Regions from separate parts of the Homo sapiens genome. Here all the other regions are linked to region 2. A link is a contact called in ENCODE Hi-C or POLR2A ChIA-PET data. All regions are on one chromosome and are shown on one strand. Each heading gives the region's core, a stretch centred on a gene start or an enhancer-like site at or near the end of the contact. The rest is flanking DNA. Distances are from core to core; before and after follow the strand shown. Region 1 overlaps KDM4C (lysine demethylase 4C). Region 2 has its middle 22 kb from the start of LINC02851. Region 3 overlaps GLDC (glycine decarboxylase).

Region 1 (3,837 bases), core at 196-2,695, 110 kb after region 2:
GACCAGTTAGCAAACTAGGTCAAGGTCTAGGTTTAATTCTAGTAGCCACTAATTTGCTGCATGTCTTAACAATTTCTGTGCCTCAATTTCTTGTCAGAGCCATTTTTCATTTGTTTGTTTTTTGAGACGGAGTCTTTATCTGTTGCCCAGGCTAGAGTGCAGTGGCACCGTCTTGGCTCACTGCAACCTCCGCCCCCGGGGTTCAAGTGAGTCTTGTGCCTCAGCCTCCCTAGTAGCTCGGATCACAGGCACGCACCACCACACCTGGCTAATTTTTGTATTTTTAGTAGAGACAGGGTTTTGCCATGTTGGCCAGGCTGGTCTCAAATTCCTGACCTCAGGTCATCTGCCTGCCTAGGCCTCCCAAGGTGCTGGGATTACAGGCGTGAGCCACCACGCCCAGGCCCAGAGCCATTCTTCTGTTGCTTAGACCAGAAATCTTGATTCGTATTTCTCTTACTTCTGTCAAGAAATTTTGTTCAGAATGTATTTGCAATCTACAATCTGAGCATTTCCCTCTGCCCATCATGGTCCAAGCTGCCGTCTTAACTTGCCTGGGTTAGTGTAAATTGCCTCCTTGTCGACCTCCCTGCTTCCAGCCTTGTCCTTTTTGACACAAGAGCCAGAATGTGATTTACAATATGTGAGCCAGCTCATTTCTCTGCTTCAGATGGTCCAGAAAAGTTTCTTTAGAGACAGCCATTATCTCCTTAAAGGGGAATGGATGTTTGAGTACCAAGAACTGGATAACTAAGAGGGGGAGGAACCCCAGGATCAGTTCCCATCTCATGCAGAGTAAATGCCAAACTCCTTTTCTCCCCAGTTTCATTTCTCACCATTCTCCTCCTTGCTTACTGAGTTCCAGCCACACGCATCTCTTTGCTGTTCCTTGAAGAGTCCGATAGTCTCTTTCCTTGTTGTTCCTTCAGCCTAAAATGTTCTTCTTCCAGATATCTGTATGATTAATTCCCTCCTTCAGCCCTTTGTTCCTCCGAAGTACCTTCCCTTGCCTACCCTGTATAAAATAGCCACCCCTCCCCTTTGCAGTCTATCCCCTTACCCTTGGTTCTTCTTCATAGCATGTACTTTTTATTGTCTGTTTCATTCCATTAGTGTCAGGACTTTGTTCCCTGGTGAATGACTGCCCAGCAGTTAGGCATACAATAACTATTTGTTGAATGACTCAGTGATTTCCTTTTTCCTATTGGCTTTTTCCTCTGCCTAGGGAAATGCTCGGGCCACCCTTGTTCTTTAGCCTGTCGAAGATGAACACTGCCTTCTGTGTACCAAATGTTTCTACAAAGGTGATCTGTGGGCTTCTACCCTGTTCTCACTGCCCAGATTTTTCTGTTGCATTATTCTTTACCAGTCATGCAAGTGAATCTGTTTTCTAAGTAACTTTTCTGTGTTTGGGACTACTGCTTTCCTTTTCCTGAATTTGGTATCATTATGTAAATATGTTAACAATTTGGCACTTACTCCTTCATTCAGCTGGCAAATAATTATTGCAGCAGATACTGTGAGCCAGGCTGGGGTGCCAGACTGTATGCTAGGGCTTAAAGAGGTGGCGAGCCGGCATTTCCCTGGAGGAGCTGATGGCTCAGTGGGTGGTTGGAAGTGCCAGCAGTTGGGACAGGCAACTGCTATAATGAACGCAGAGGGGGAGTTGGGAACACGGTGATGGGTCAGGCAGGCCTGTTCCAGAGGATTAGGAATCTCAGGGGTGTGCAGGAGTTTGTCAGGTGAGGAAGCAGGCAGAGGCTGCTGTGAGGGGAAGGAATACCGTGCAGAAACACAGAAAGCTTTGCTTGTTTACAGAAGCACAAGTCAGTGAGTATTGTTGGAGTGTAAAGTACAGTGCAGACAGTGATGATGGACGAGGCCATAGTAGTTAGGTGAGGGCCAGATCCAGATTTTTGTTTTTTTTTTTTTTTGAAACAGGGTCCCACTCTTTCACCCAGGCTGGAGTGGGAGTGCAGTGGCACAGTCTTGGCTCACTGCACCCTCTGCCCCCCGGGGTGGTAAAGCAGTCCTCCCGTCTCAGCCTCCGAGTAGCTGGGACTATAGGCGCTCACCATCACGCCTGGCTAATTTTTTTTTTTTTTTTTTTGAGATGGCGTTTTGCTCTTGTTGCCCAGGCTGGAGTGCAATGGCGTGATCTCAGCTCACTGCAACCTCCGCCTCCTGGGTTCAAGCAATTCTCCCGCCTCAGCCTCCCGAATAGCTTGGCTTATAGACATGTGCCACCACGCCTGGCTAATTTTTGTATTTTTAGTAGAGACGGGGTTTCTCCATGTTGGTCAGGCTGTCTCGAACTCCTGACCTCAGGTGATCCACCCACCTCAGCCTCCCAAAGTGTTGGGATTACAGGCGTGAGCCACTGTGCCCGGCCACGCCCAGCAAATTTTTATATTTTTTTTTAGAGACAGGGTTTCGCCATGTTGCCCAGGCTGGTCTCCAACTCCTGGACTCGAGTGATCTGCCTGCCTCGACCTCTCAAAGTGCTGGGATTACAGGTGTGAGCCACCGTGCCTGGACCAGATCCAGATGCTTCTAAAGGACTGTGTGTATACTATATAGAGTGAGGCTGCTATCCTGAAGCCCATGAATTTGGGGGTATGTACCTGTCTACACGTGAACAGAGGCAGGTAGGAATGTAGCCTGGAAGGTTTTTCCCTGTTGCAGGCCCCCTCCCTGAGGCAGGGAGAATTCAGAATATTTTCTACCATGTGTTAATATATTTTTGTGCAGATTATTTTCTCCTTTGGATTGTAAGTTCCTAAAGGGTGGTGAGGTTTAAATTTTATGTATCTCCTACTTCCTCATGTGTGCATTGTGAGATAGATGCTCATTTAAACTTTCTAGGCTGGGTGCGGTGGCTCACGCCTGTAATCCCAGCACTTTGGGAGGCCGAGGCGGGTGGGATCGCCTGAGGTCAGGAGTTTGAGATCAGCCTGGCCAACATGGCGAAACCCATCCCTAAAAATACAAAAATTGGCCGGGTGTGGTGGTGTGATCCGCTCGCCTTGGCCTCCTGAAGTGCTGGGATTACAGGCGTGAGCCACCGCGCCTGGCCAAACTTTCTTTAAACAAATAATGACTACATCACTATCTGTAGCCCTGCTCTGTTTTTTTTGTTTTTTTGTTTTTGTTTTTGAGATGGAGTGCAGTGGCGTGATCTGGGCTCACTCACTGCAAGCTCCGCCTCCTGGATTCATGCCATTCTCCTGCCTCAGCCTCCTGAGTAACTTGGACTACAGGTGCCTGCCACCACACCTGGCTAATTTTTTTTTTTTTGTATTTTTTAGTAGAGATGGGGTTTCACCGTGTTAGCCAGGATGGTCTCCATCTCCTGACCTCAACTGATCCGCCCGCCTCGGCCTCCCAGAGTGCGGGGATTATAGGCATGAGCCCTAGCCCTGGCCAGCCCTGCTCTGTTTTAACCTGTTACTATCTCATGACGTTTCACCCTTTTATCTGCCCCATCCCTCATTTCTAATTTTTCTGTCAGGCAGATTAAATTCAGCAAAAAAAAAAAAAAAAAAAAAAAAAAAAGAGGAAAACTTTTTTCCAGGAGGATTTGTTGTTTGTGCTGTCAGATGCCAGGTCCTAATGGATTTAGAAGAAGGTTGGGGTGGGACTCCTTCCTGAGGCAGCCACTTTAGTGCTTCTTACTTACCTTTGCATTCTGTGTGCCTGTCTCATGATAGGTGCTCAATAAATGTTTGCTGAAGGAATCATCCTGTTTATTGACAGCGAGATTAAGCCTGTGTTTTCATAGTAAAACCTGCCTACTTTCCTACTTTGATCTCCTATAGTCTTTCCTTTCTATGCTCC
Region 2 (3,910 bases), core at 192-2,691:
AAATACAAAAAAAATTAGCCGGGCGTGGTGACGCACGCCTGTAATCCCAGCTACTCGGGAGGCTGAGGCAGGAGAATCACTTGAATCCAGGAGGTGGAGGTTTCAAAAAAAAAAAAAAAAAAGAACAAAACGTCTCAAAAAAAAACCCCCACAAAACAGAACAAAACAAAAAACCACATAACTTGGCTATGGTATTATTCCTTTCACATAATACTAGATTTTGCTAATATTTTGCTTACAGAGTTTCCCGTCTAGACTCATGAGCAAAACTTGCATACACTTTTCCTTCCATTCGCTGTTCTCGTCAGGTTTTCCTATCAGGGTTATGCTAGGCCATTAAAAAGTTTAAAAGTGTTACCCGCTTTCATCTTCCTTCCCCCTTTTATTCTGGAACTATTAAAGACTGGAATTATGTTTTCCTCTTATATATCGTTCAATTTGCCAGGGAAGCCATGGTGGCTTGCAGTCTTCTTTGTTGGAAGACTTTGGACTACTCTTTCAATTTGTTACTAAACTATGTAGGTTTCCCATTTCCCTAAACATGGAAACAGAAGACCTCCTAGGACGTCTCCATTGCGGGAGGGAGACTGCAGAGGTCTCCGGCCACAGGACTGAGGAAAACCGCAAAAAGACGCGGTCACTACTAGGCGGAGTTAAACTATGGAGCCGGTACCCCCAATACCCTGCCCGGCAAGGCCGCCTCGTGACGTCCCCGTCTGACAGAGTCCCTCCCCATAGGGCCGCGACAGAACCACCGCACGATGGGACACGCGAGGGTAAGCTCAGGTCTCAGCGCATCGTGTGGGCGTCGGGACAGCGTCCTGGGCACCTGTTCCTTCCACCTGCTCAAATCTCTTTCCCTTCTATGAAGAAGGGGGCTCCGGGCCCCATCCCCAGGGAGCAAGAAGACGCAGAGGACCGCGCCGGTTCAGGTGCCGCTGGAGAAATGGAATCTGACGGAGAAACTGATCTGGGGCGGCAGCCCGCTAGGTTCGCCTGACTCACTAAATGCTACTACAGTGCCCCACACGGACTGCCACGAGCGGGTCACGTGACTGGACTCTGGATCGGCTGTGCTGTGATGGCCGCGTAGCGCGCTGCTGTGCGCGCGAGACTATAAGCCTCTGGGCCGCCGGTGCCTCCGCGCGGTCACCGCCTCCACCCGCCTGGCCGCTTCCCTCGGCGCATGCGTAGCACACCGACTCCAGGATTGTTTCCCAAATCCCACTTCCGCCACTTCCTCCTCCCGAGACCAGCCAAGCGCGCCTGGCTGTCTGCCCTTCTTGGGCTCTTGGGGAGAACGTGGTCCGGGAACTGGCAGTCACGGGGAGGCAGCACAAGAGGTTTTCGCCCTCATGTGCTGGTGCAACTATCGCGACCATCACCCTGAGAACTGGAGGAAGGGTGCCGCAGGCAAAGAGTGGCGCGCCTGCAGATTCGGTTCCGCGCTTGGGGCTCTCGCGAGACCCGGCGCTGGAGTGTGGACCGCGCGTGCCGGTGACGCGTGGTGCAGACACGTCGCCGGTGCCTCTCTCCCTAGGCCTTCCTGGGGGTGAGCTTCCGTCCCAGACGTCTTCGGTCCTACACTGCTTCCATTTCTTTTTTTTTTTTTTCCTTCTTTTTTTCTTTGAGACAGGGGCTCATTCTATCACCCAGGCTGGAGTGCAGCGGCGCGATCTCGGCCCACCGTAAGCTCCGCCTCCCGGGCTCAAGCGATCCTCCCACTTCAGCCTCCTGAGTAGCTGGGACTCCAGGTGAGCGCCCTGCTAATTTTATATTTTTGGTAGAGACGGGGTTTCGCCATGTTGCCCAGGCTGGTCTCAACTCCTGGTCTCAAGTGATCCGCCTGCCTTGGCCTTCCAAAGTGCTGGGCTTACAGGCGGGAGCCACTGCACCCAGCCCTACGCCCCATCTTTCTGGGTTTCTGCCTGGTATTGTTACATCTCCAACAGGCTTAACTCAAAGCTGACTTTCCGCCTGTGCTGTATCTGCCCCATGGTCCTTTAGAGTATATAAAATATAAATGGCACTTTGGGAGGCCGAGGCAGGAGGATTGCTTGAGCTCAGGAGTTACTGACCAGCCTGGGCAACATAGTGAGACCCCCGTCTCATTAAAAAATAATAATGCAGGCAGGGCGCAGTGGCTCATGCCTGTAAACCGAGCACTTTCGGAGGCCAAGGTGGGCGGATCGCCTGAGATTGGGAGTTCGAGACCAGCCTGACCAACATGGAGAAACCCCATCTCTACTAAAAATACAAAATTAGTTGGGCGTGGTGGTGCGTGCCTGTAATCCCAGCTATTCAGGAGGCTGAGGCAGGAGAATCGCTTGAACCCGGGAGACGGAGCTTACAGTGAGTCGAGATGAGCCACTGCACTCCAGCCTGGGCAACAAGAGCGAAACTCCATCTCAAATAATAATAATAATACAAATAAATAAATGTACACACACAAATAAATGGACTTGATAGCGATTTTTTTAGGTTTTCAGCTGCCCAATTCAAGAAATGTATTTCTTCTTGTCCCTGATTTCCGTCACTGTCCCAAGGCAGTGGGATTAAAGCACCACTACCGTTTTTAGATCCTTGTGTTTGGCATTCCATGTCCTCCTCTCAAGACGTTTGACGTAACTTTCTCCATCTGCTCTGTTGAAACATATGCTTCAAAATCTTTTTTTTTTTTTTTTTGAGACGGAGTCTCGCTCTGTTGCCCAGGCTGGAGTGCAGTGGCGCGATCTCGGCTCACTGCAAGCTCCGCCTCCCGGGTTCAAGTGATTCTCCTGCCTCAGCCTCCCAAGTAGCTAGGACTACAGGCGCCCGCCACCAAGCCCGGCTAATTTTTTGTATTTTTAGTAGAGACGGGGTTTCACCGTGTTAGCCAGGATGGTCTCGATCTCCTGACCTCGTGATCCACCTGCCTCGGCCTCCCAAATTGTTGGGATTACAGGCGTGAGCCACTGCACCCAGCCTACCAGCCTAGACCTAGTTTTAGTTCCTTTTTTTGCTTCACTCCATTGTAGCTTAGGAAGCTAGTTTCAATTCCGGATTCTACCGTCTATCTGTATGACTGGGCCTTTGGTCAGTCTTTCTAAAATGAAGATTGCTCATTTTACAAATGAGTAAAAACTACCTGACATGTAGTGCAGGCTTTGTAAAGCACTCATCATGCTGCTTGTCATACTGTAAGCACTGATATGGCATAGGAAACCCAACCCCCAAACATAGCACCTTGGAAGTTGAGAAAACAGCATATACTGGAAGGCCACTGTCACATCTCCCTCACCCGTCTCTGAAGCAGGCCATAAAGCCTAGGAAGGTCATCCTCTTATCTCTCTTGAAAACCCTCATGTGGCAGGTGTCCTGCCCTATATCAGGGTGGAAGGAATGTCACACAGGGACACCAAGAATAATCTGAACAAACAGGTCTTGCTAATCTCATGCCCCCAATTTATTACCGTGAGATCATACCCGCTTTGTTCAATCATACTTCTGCACAACTATCCACTTTCTCAAACCTATGCATAAAAGTACACAGACTTTTCTTTGGGTCATTTCCTTAGGAAGACTCCCCATCATGTAAAACTTATATTACACAAATTTGTATGCTTTTCTCTTGTTAATCTGTATTTTGTTATAGGAGTCTCAGCCATGAACCTTACCATGGTTAAGGAAAACTTGCTTTTTCTTCTCTACACACTCAAATAAATTAGTTTGCCTCCTTTTCCATGCTTACCCAATATAAAATAGTAAAATGCCTCTTTTTTTTTTTTTTTTTTTTTTTTTCTGAGAGGGAGTCTCGCTCTGTTGCCCAGGCTGGAGTGCAGTGGCGCGATCTCGGCTCACTGCAACCTCCGCCTCCCAGGTTCAAGCAATTCTCCAGCCTCAGCCTCCTGAGTAGCTCGGATTATAGGTG
Region 3 (4,250 bases), core at 1,056-3,555, 120 kb before region 2:
CCCCAACCAAGATGAAAGCCTGGAAAGACACACCTGTGGAATCAGGATGAACTATGCAAGGGAAGGAGGGAAAAAAATGTTCCTTCGTTTCCCCTGTTATGAAAGGGAAGTGAAACACTTTCAGCATTCTTTATTGCAAATTCCAGGCAACTAGCCATAAGTAACCTTCCAGTGGTAATAAAACCAGAAATGGACTAAGATCGGGCCACTACCACTCCACCCTACTTACTTAGCCAGCCAGCACCACCCTATCCCCTTTGTCTGCAACTCTCTAGTATCAGCAGATGCTTTTGCCCTGCTCTCGGCTCCTAGGCGATGCTCCTATTAAGGACTTCCGCCCCACAGCTCAGTACAAACTCTAGCATAGCACTGGCCATCAAAATGAAGGAACCAGGAACACAGGCCTCCTCTGGCACAAGCTGAGGCCTGAGTTAGGCCACTGCTACAGGCACTGCCCCTGGGGGGAGCGAGTGGTGTCCATTAGTACCTGCTGGTCCCCACAGTGGTCCCCAAGAGGCGATTGGGATCCTGGAGACCAGGTTCTCATATCCAAAGCAAACATTGAAGCAGGACCGTGAACTCTGCTTTATGCCTTTTTTGGTGCTTGAAGTTGAGAATCATCTAATGGAGAATTTATTTATTCAACAAATATTGTTTGAGCATACTATGACCAGAACCGGGCTTCAGCACAACAGGGGTTACTGAAGAATTAAAGCATGGTCTCTGCCCTTCATCCAGGCCCAGGGCCGGGGCTGAGCCAAGGAGAGGATGCTTGCAATGGCAACATTCCTGCCCTCTTCCTCCCTCTGCTCCCTAGAGAGCAGTTCCACAGCCAACTGGCTGACGTTTGCATTCTGGGTTTGAGCAAGTCTTTTATCTCTGAATGTTTTTCCTCAAAATGGTCAAGTGGGATGTCTTGGAAGCAAGGATCATAATGGCTAGTTCACAGAAATTTGTTTCTTGACTATATGTTCCCTCATCTGCTTCCAAGAAGGCTTGGAGGGAGTGTCCCACAGAAGGGACCCTGAGAGCCAGGACCTCTGTGCCCCATGGTGAGCAAGCGCCACCTCCTGCCATACTCACCGTTCTGTGCCCCTCTCCTTTCTGGTTTAAGTAGGCTCGGATAGTGGCCAGTCCAGCATATTCTCCCTGGGCTCCGCTTGCAAAGACAAGAAGAAAGGGATCACGGTTAGGTCTTCTGGCTTTCATTTACTCATTCAATATTTATTGGGCCCTGGCCAGGGGTTCACCAGCACGTGACACATGGTCACTGTCCAGACGCTGAGAGAAGCTCATCAAGGAGCTCTGCTGGAGTCAAAAGGTCTTGAACAATCAAAACAATCAAAGCAACAGCATCCAGTTTGTGCACTACAGCTCAACCACTCCTACCCAAAGATGGAGCTTTCTATATCCTTGCTCAGGACCACGCATTGAAAATAGCCTTTTGTTATTATGAAAAATTTCAAAACTATACCAAAATACAGTGAAGAACAAAAGGAACTACGACGTGTGTGTCAGCCAGCTGTAACAATTTGGTTTACGGTCAATCTTGTTTCCTATTATATTTCTCACTAACCACTTTCATGCTGAACTATATATTTTGAAGCAAACTTCAAACATCCTATCATCAGTTCAAATGTCAATATGCAGCCTTCAAAGATAAGTATTGTTTTTAAAAATATAACTACAGGCCGGGTGCAATGGCTCATGCCTGTAATCCTAGCACTTTGGGGGGCCGATGTGGGCAGAGCATTCGAGCTCAGAAGTTCAAGATCAGCCTGGGCAGCATGGCGGAACAGTGTCTCCACTAAAAGTACAAAAAATTAGCCTGGTGTGATAGCATGCATCTGTAGTACCAGCTACTGGGCAGGCTGACATGGAAGGATCACTGGAGTCTGTGAGGCGGAGACTGCAGTAAGCCGAGATGGTGCCACTGCACTCCAACCTGGGTGACAGAGTGAGATCCCGTCTCAAAAAATAAATAAATAACTACAAACACAATTGTCACACCTAGAACAATGAACTTCAGTTTTTTCCTTTTTTTTTCCCTTTTCTTTCCCCCTTTAAATGGGTAATGTGTCAACATCTTAACAAGGTTTAAGGAAGACACACCTATGAGGTGAAAACAAATCATCACTCTATAATTTCTTAGTATTACCAAATATCGAGTCAAGGGCCTGATCAGCCCCAAAAGAATGAGGCACTTTTAATGTGACACCATTCCTGGCAGTCTCAGGTTCGGCTCTCCCAGGCCCCGGATGCAGATGGCTGTTAGGGGCTGGCCATCCTCATCTCAACGGTCCTGGAAGGCACCACTTTCAGGGCATATGCCATGACTAACATTCCGGTGAGCAATGCTGACTCAATCGTAGACTGTTATTTCATGTTCCCAGTACCCTGTGCAGGAAGGGAAGGGAAATGAGTAATAGATGTATCAGTCCCATTCAAAATGTGTATGTCTGCGAAGCTGAAGGCAAAAATTAAATACTAAAAAAAGATACAAAAATTTAAACTTTAAACAAATGAAAATTTAAAAATAAAATAACTTTTTTTAATGTTACCCACAGAAAATCGGTAAGAATTTTAAAAAATGTGTATGTTCTCCATGCCATCACCCCCATTTTGCACACAAAGAAACTGAGGTCTGAGTGCTACATGCCAAATGGCCAACAGTGACAGATGAAGACTTGGGTGTGGAGTCAGCCTGCCTCCCAGAGCTACGGGCTCCCTTTGCAAGCAGTGCTGCTCTTCTGAGCACACTGTGCTCTCCAAGGACGGAGAGTTGTGGGAGCAAATGCTGATTTTCTTTCTAGCAGAAGTCTTGTCTGATTGATAGAACTGGGGGGTTTAGCTAAAATAAAAAATAAAAAAAAAAAGAAAGAAAAGAAGAAAGAAAGCCTGTCTTACAAGACCTGAGTCACCCCGTTCCTCGTCACCCGCACTGAGTCAGCTGCAGCTATCTCCGCTCTCTTCCAAGAAGAAAGGCAAAGACTGCTCTTCTGTTTTCCTGGCTTCTGAAAAACAAGTCCTAGCCTATTTGAGGTTTTTTCATTTTGAGGACAAGAAAATGAATATGCCGTGCTTCAGGAAACCACTCACATCACAAGTAACTTCATCTCCCTGTGCCTATGTGCCTGAGAGATGTGTAAAATGGGGATAGTAACAGTACCCATCACACAGGGCAGATGTGATGTGTAGTGAGATCATCAAGGTCAAATGCTTCTCAGCCAAATCCTGCCCATTCTTCAACTGGCTACAACTCTCTGCAAAGCCTTCCCTAAAGCCACCAATCCAGCTCTGTCACTTCCTCAGAGAGGCCTTCCCTGAAGGCAAGAATTTTGTCAACCTTGTTCACAATTGTATTCTCTATTCCAAGAACACTGACATAAAAAATATTTGATAGATTGATTAAAGAAATAATCCTCTACCTCCTCCAAATTATCATAGCATTTTACTCTACAATCTTATCTGACATTAATATCCTATACATGTACTGGACATAGAAAATTATTACCGATTTCACATTTACTTTGTATGCCTGTCTTATCTCAATTAGAGCATAAGCTCTGACAGTAGGGTCTAATTCTCAGAGTTCTGTATATTCTTCAACAGGGAATATATAGAACAGTACTCTGCATGTAGTAGTTCTGCAATAAGTATTTAGTAAATATTTTAAAAATTGAATTCCTCCAGCACAGGCAATCAATATGAATGTCATCCTTTCCCCTACAGTAAGGAACCTCAAGAAAAACATTTTATATTTACCCCTATGTTTTTCTCATGAATTCTATTCATCTGACTTTCTTGAAAGGCCAATCAAGGTGTAGACTAGGAATGAAGGAAGAAGCAGATTACTGGCTATGAGCCAGTAGTGTAGGAGAAAGACTATATGCTAAAGACTTGATCAGAAATGCTGGATTTCTCTCTCTCTCTCTCTCTCTGGCCTTAAACATCTATAAAAATCAGCTATGTTTCAACCCAAAAAGTGCAAATGATATATTCAAATGTGACACAAGGATTACTACTGGGGCATTAGTAAAACAAATTGTTAGTGCCACCTGTTGGTAGAAAAGTCTTATGAAAAATAATTGCTTATCTACATAACCCAGACTAAGCAACCATCAACAAACTATTATATATGGAGGACAGGCTAGGTCAGTGCTTTTCTGACATCTGTTTAAAATGAAGTAGTGAATGGTCTGGAGCTGCAGGGCTGGCCAGTGAACGGGGAGCCTCAGAAACACCAAGTT

Evidence for each region. Hi-C counts contacts between places; a loop is a spot of excess contacts on that map. ChIA-PET counts read pairs that join two places held with the same protein, here RNA polymerase II (POLR2A). Pooled maps may share reads with other maps.
Region 1: a loop to region 2 is called in a map of endothelial cell of umbilical vein, with 2.3 times the contacts of the local background. The contact joins two enhancer-like sites. A Hi-C loop is called at or near these places in 2 of 168 maps with a recorded cell type or tissue (HepG2 and endothelial cell of umbilical vein) and 1 of 50 pooled maps. POLR2A ChIA-PET finds 5 or more read pairs at or near these places in 14 of 52 experiments (B cell, Caco-2, HepG2 and 10 more).
Region 3: a loop to region 2 is called in a map of tibial artery, with 4 times the contacts of the local background. The contact joins two enhancer-like sites. A Hi-C loop is called at or near these places in 4 of 168 maps with a recorded cell type or tissue (ascending aorta, chondrocyte, naive thymus-derived CD4-positive, alpha-beta T cell and 1 more), 3 of 37 single-sample maps with no recorded cell type and 10 of 50 pooled maps. POLR2A ChIA-PET finds 5 or more read pairs at or near these places in 10 of 52 experiments (A549, AG04449, GM12878 and 7 more).

The regions. Positions count from the first base shown.
Region 1 is chr9:6,787,128-6,790,964 of GRCh38, forward strand. The region is part of intron 1 of KDM4C (lysine demethylase 4C); the gene reads left to right. Among named protein-coding and RNA genes, the nearest start is that of KDM4C, 31 kb to the left of the region's middle. RefSeq lists an enhancer at 1,956-2,671. Within about 2 kb of position 1,446, at least 7 of the 41 ENCODE cell types and tissues checked have a DNase peak (open chromatin) inside an H3K27ac peak, as active enhancers do; they include endothelial cell of umbilical vein, where a contact is called at or near this core.
Region 2 is chr9:6,680,235-6,684,144 of GRCh38, forward strand. No RefSeq gene overlaps it. Among named protein-coding and RNA genes, the nearest start is that of LINC02851, 22 kb to the right of the region's middle. RefSeq lists enhancers at 685-1,064, 971-1,719, 1,185-1,474, 1,545-1,664, 3,233-3,492. Within about 2 kb of position 1,442, at least 41 of the 41 ENCODE cell types and tissues checked have a DNase peak (open chromatin) inside an H3K27ac peak, as active enhancers do; they include HCT116, ascending aorta, endothelial cell of umbilical vein and 1 more, where a contact is called at or near this core.
Region 3 is chr9:6,564,271-6,568,520 of GRCh38, forward strand. GLDC (glycine decarboxylase) reads right to left here. Exons shown (of 25, transcript NM_000170.3): 16 at 1,084-1,159. Among named protein-coding and RNA genes, the nearest start is that of GLDC, 79 kb to the right of the region's middle. RefSeq lists an enhancer at 1,928-3,127. Within about 2 kb of position 2,306, at least 11 of the 41 ENCODE cell types and tissues checked have a DNase peak (open chromatin) inside an H3K27ac peak, as active enhancers do; they include HCT116, ascending aorta and tibial artery, where a contact is called at or near this core.